Regions from separate parts of the Mus musculus genome. Here region 1 is linked to region 2. A link is a loop called in an ENCODE intact Hi-C map of the cell type or tissue named here. Cell type or tissue: gastrocnemius. All regions are shown on one strand.

Region 1 (2,500 bases), 85 kb before region 2:
AATAAAAACTGTACCTAAGCACTGAGCCATCTCCCTAGCCCAAGAAATCAGTTGTTTGTTTGTTTGTTTGTTTGTTTGTTTTAAAGTTAAATGCATTTCTTAAAGGTGGTATATTTGTACCCACACAAAATGTTCAACAAGGTACACATAAAACAAAGTACGCTGTGCAAAAAGCAACTGTATAAAACAAACCATATATATATATATATATATATATATATATATATATATATATATATATATATATATACACACACACACACACACACACACACACACATACACACACACATACCCCTCAACTTTGTATGAAGCTTTACCAATAAAATTTTACTTCCCTTTAATGAAAGAAATATGCATTATGTTTGGTTTTGTTTGTTTGTTTTTGAGATGGGGGTCTCTATTATATAGCTCTGGCTGTCCTGGAATTCACTATGCAAACCATGCTAGCCTTGAACTCATAGAGATCTACTGATCTCTGCCTTTCAAGTGCTGGGATTAAAGGGATGTACCACTATGCCTGGCTTGAATACACATTATCTTTAATATTCTGAATGTTGAAAGCACTTTATTTATTTATACTCAAAAATCTGCAAAAGAAGGCAAGGTGTGAGTATATTTAAATTTTAAAAAGACTCCGCTTACCATATCCACTGCCTATTCAGAAGCTGGGCATGGTGGTGTACATCTTTAATCCCAGCACCTGGGAGGCAGAGGTAGGTGGATCTCTGAATTCTAGGCCAGTCTGGTCTATGAAGTGAGTTCTGGGACAGCCAGAGCTGTTAAGAGAAACCCTGTCTCAAACAAGCAAATAAATACTATATTACCCAGACTTGTAACCCTTTCTTACAAGCTAGAAGTTCACAGAAATATAATGTAAATGGCTGCCAGCTGCACTCATCTGCTCATGGACATCAGGGGTAATGTGTCAACCCTGGTCTCCAAGTCTTACCCTGTGATTTCCTCATGTCTTTGGTGGCTAATGCACGACTGCCATGCTGAACACTGGTAAACTCAGGGCTGGTCACATTGTTAATCCTCAGCTCTTGCCCCAACGACTTCCGACCATAAGTATTTTCCCCAGATCCTCCATTGACACTGTAGCCACCTGAAAACAGCAATGTTTACATTATATTAACAGGGCCCTGTTTCATTCCCTCAGCTAACAGGATCTTACCCATTTACAACCTAATTCTCTCATCTCCCCTGTGCTACCTGACTCCAAACCATTTTGATCCCTTCATTGCAAGATGAGTAGAGAAATAAAGTTCAATTCAGACAGATGCTTTAAGCACATTTTGGATGAGTAAATGAGACAGTAGCCTGGAAGAACCTCAGATGTTACCTGGAAGGAGGGTTAAAAAAAAAAGAGAAGCAGGTCTAAAACAGAAGCATGCCCCAACAGGAGAAAATCTATATACCCTTTTCGTCATTCTGTATGTCAGCATGGCCTCTGGTATCATCGTGCCTTTGCCGAGACACCACAGCTGAATTTGAAGGTTGCAGTCCATAAGAGGAAGAAACACCCCTATCTCTAGATGAGGAGTATTTTAAAGTATCTGGGTCGGCTGATGCACTATCAGTTCTGAAAAAGAAAAAGAAAATATTAGTATCACAGCTTTAAGCAAATATTTCAATAGCCAAAGCTATATGGCATCTCCCCCTCTACCCTTTATGCTCAGCCATAACTCTATATAAGCACTCCATTGTCTAGTAAGCCTTTCAGCAAAGAGACTGTCAACAATGAACTGCCTGTGGCTCATGCTCTCCTGCTGGATTATACTGATGTTAATTTGTTCATTTACTTAATTTGCTTTTTTCAAAGAAGGGAGATGTGTGCAGGTGCCAATGTGTATATGTGCATATCCATAGGTGCATATGTGTAGAGACGAACAGGTTTCGATCCAAGCTCAGGTGTTACCCCTCAGACCTTTGATTCCCCCTGGGAGTCTCCTGCTGGGACTTGAGATACAATAATGGAGCTGGCTGGCTAGGGAGCTCCACAAATCTGCCTCTCTCTGCTTCCCCTGAGCTGTAATTACAAACATACATACCACATACAGCTTTTTATGTGTGTGCTAGGAATCCAACTCATGTCCTTGTGCATATGCAACAATTGTTTTATGGAGAAAGCTACCTCCTCAGCCCAAGGAGTTTCTTGTTTTGCATGCTTCCTGTCCCAGAAAAACTAAACAACTGGTCACTCTAGCTAAAGGATTCGCTCCCATGATGTGATTCTAAAAAGTAATTCTTCCTACACAATCCTTCCAGAAAAGGTTTAGTGGTCAGTCTTCCTGGTTATAAATAAAAAATAGTGTCAGCATGTCAAAGTGTGTTCCAAACTTCTTGTAAAGTTAGTGCCTGTAGCAATATCTACCAAGCTCTCAATGGAATCTTCAATTATCTAGCAGGAAAATATGCACTGGTATTTGAAAAACAAGTAGGCTATAAGAACACTAACTAAAAGAAAGATTTTGTTTATGCTCAGCTATATTTCAAT
Region 2 (2,500 bases):
GCAGCTGGTTCTTTATAGCCACAGTCAGAAGCAGAAGGCATGGATCTAGTGCTCGCACGCTTGCGCTTGGCTTGCTCTATTTTATACAGTCCAGGATCTCCACTCAGGGAATGGTCTCCATCACAATCAAGAAGTGTCCTCATCAGCCAACTTAGGACAGTTCCCACAGACAATTCCCAGAGGCTCTCATAGGTGTGCCTGGGGCCTACCTCTGAGCTGTCAGGGTCACAGACACGCACATGCGCACGCGCACACAGACAGGCCTCCCACTGTTTATTCATTGCAGTCTTCGGCAGACATTTGAGCTGACCCTACTCTTTGGTGATTGTGAACAGCGTAGGTTTTTGTTTACCTCGTGCATCATCTCCCCCAAAGTGGCTTAGAAAGCACAGGCTACGGTTGAATCAAGTGTTAATTATTTCTATTCCCTTCCTTACATAACAGTCACTTCCAAAAGGCTTGCAGATGGTGGACCACAGGGATGCAGAGAGGCAAACAAGAAGTGGGGAAGGGTGGGGCAGAAATGGGCTGTTTTGTAGCTTTTGTGCTTGAACCAGTGAACTGTGGAGGCTGGAGAGGGACGTGTTTCTGTCCGTGTCTGTGGAAGTCGGCTAACTATCATCAGGCAAAAATGACATATTAAGATGTTGGGAGATGTAAACCAAAGCCAGGTGGAAGAGGCAGGACCCACCTACTAGGCAGAGCTCCGAGGAGAAGGTCATTAAAATCCAATTGTTTCCCCACATTAAATCGCTCAAGTTAGGAGGAACCTATTTTAAATAAAGAGAAAGAAAATAGAGCGGGAGGGTAATTTCTTTTTAATTGTTGATACAACTCAGAATAAATTAAATTGTAATTAAGTTTGTTTACTTATGAGGAGACGAAGTGTGGGCGCTCTGTAGGGGCCTCTTCAGCCTTTTGAAAATAAGACCGCTTTGTTTTCCCAGGATGCTTCCTGGGGAGCATCCAAGTCCTTCGCGACTTCGGCTGCTACGGCGCGTCCTCTAGTGGCCATATGTGGAAGGTCGGGCAACAGCTCTCTTCCAAGAGAGACCGGCCTTCAGTTATGCAGGAAGCCATCTGCAAACTAAGCCCCCAGCTCCCGACAACACACACACTTTTTCTTTCTTTCTTTCTTTCTTTCTTTCTTTCTTTCTTTCTTTCTTTCTTTCTTTCTTTCTTTCTTTCTTTCTTTCTTTCTTTCTTTCTTTCTTCCTTCCTTCCTTTCTTTCTTTCAGGCTGGCCTCAAACTCACAGTGATTTGCCTGCCTCTCCTTCCCAAGTGCTGCAATTAAAGGAGCTCGACACCATCTCCCAGCTATTAGTTTCTAAATATCCGAGGGATGACCTTGAAGTTCTGATCTCCGATCTTCTGATCTTCACCTCTTCAGTGATGAAATGACCGATGCGCACGTACACACACACACACACACACACACACACACATAGGGTGGCCCGGTTGGAAACAAGGGCTTTGTGCGTGCTAGGCAAGCACTGTAAAACCTGAGCTACATCCCCAGTCTCAAGAAAGACCACGAGTTCAAGACAAGTCTAGGCTATAAAGACAGATCCTGTCTCAAGAAAGAAAGAAAGAAAGAAAGAAAGAAAGAAAGAAAGAAAGGAAGAAAGAAAGAGGGAGGGAGGGAAAGAAAGAAAGGATGGAAGAAAAAAGGGATGAAAGGAAGGAAAACAAACAAACAAACAAACAAACAAAAAACCAGAAAGAAAGCTGGGCAGTGGTGGCACACGCCTTTAATCCCAGCATTAATCCCAAATTCACTTGGGAGGCAGAGGCAGGTGGATTTCTGTGTTCGAGGCCAGCCTGGTCTACAGAGTGAGTTCCAGGACAGCCAGGGCTATACAGAGACACCCTGTCTTGAAAAACAAAACAAAACAAAACAAAACAAAACAAAACAAAAAGACAGAAAGAAAAAAAGGAACCGTGTCCAGGCTGGCTGCTTGGATAAAGAACAAGAAAGGGGGGCAGCAACCACATGGTGGCTCACAACCACCCGTGATGAGATCTGACGCCCTCTTCTGCTGTGTCTGAAGACAGCTACAGTGTACTTACATATAATAATAAATCTTTGGGCGAGCAGAGTTGACTGGAGTGAGCAGAGGTCCTAAAAATTCAATTCCCAACAACCACATGAAGGCTCACAACCATCTGTACAGCTACAGTGTGCTCACATACATAAAATAAATAAATAAATAAATAAATCTTAAAAAACAAAAAAGGACAATTGCCATTTTAGAACTACTTCAAGAAACAGGGCTGAGGTAAGCTTGAGACTGCCACACTGTGCGCAGGCAACCACAGCAGAGGAAAAGGTGAATTACCCCCAAATGCAACTAACAGATAGCTAAGGCTAATGTAATTTAAAAAAAAGAAAAGAAAAAGAAAAAGAAAAAGAAAGGGAGGCTGGAGAGGTGGTTCAGAGGTTAAGAGCACCGGCACTGGCTGATCTTCAGGGGACCCAGGTTCAATTCAGCACCCACA

The links. Hi-C counts contacts between places; a loop is a spot of excess contacts. Peaks named below come from ENCODE experiments on the same cell type or tissue, not always from the same donor. Only the 100,000 strongest peaks of a DNase experiment are listed, where the experiment ranks them.
Region 1: a loop joins it to region 2, with 4 times the contacts of the local background. A loop is called at or near these places in 14 of 42 quality-filtered maps.

Annotation. Positions count from the first base shown.
Region 1 is chr7:118,211,468-118,213,967 of GRCm38, forward strand. Smg1 (SMG1 homolog, phosphatidylinositol 3-kinase-related kinase (C. elegans)) reads right to left here. Exons shown (of 63, transcript NM_001031814.1): 2 at 1,422-1,585; 3 at 953-1,108. Among named protein-coding and RNA genes, the nearest start is that of Gm40454, 30 kb to the left of the region's middle. In gastrocnemius, no CTCF peak of the experiment used is centred here; no DNase peak of the experiment used is centred here.
Region 2 is chr7:118,296,828-118,299,327 of GRCm38, forward strand. No RefSeq gene overlaps it. Among named protein-coding and RNA genes, the nearest start is that of Gm23229, 18 kb to the left of the region's middle. In gastrocnemius, a CTCF peak has its summit at 1,005 (motif pointing left); DNase peaks (open chromatin) are centred at 226, 514 and 1,000; H3K4me3 peaks cover 382 bases; H3K27ac peaks cover 311 bases.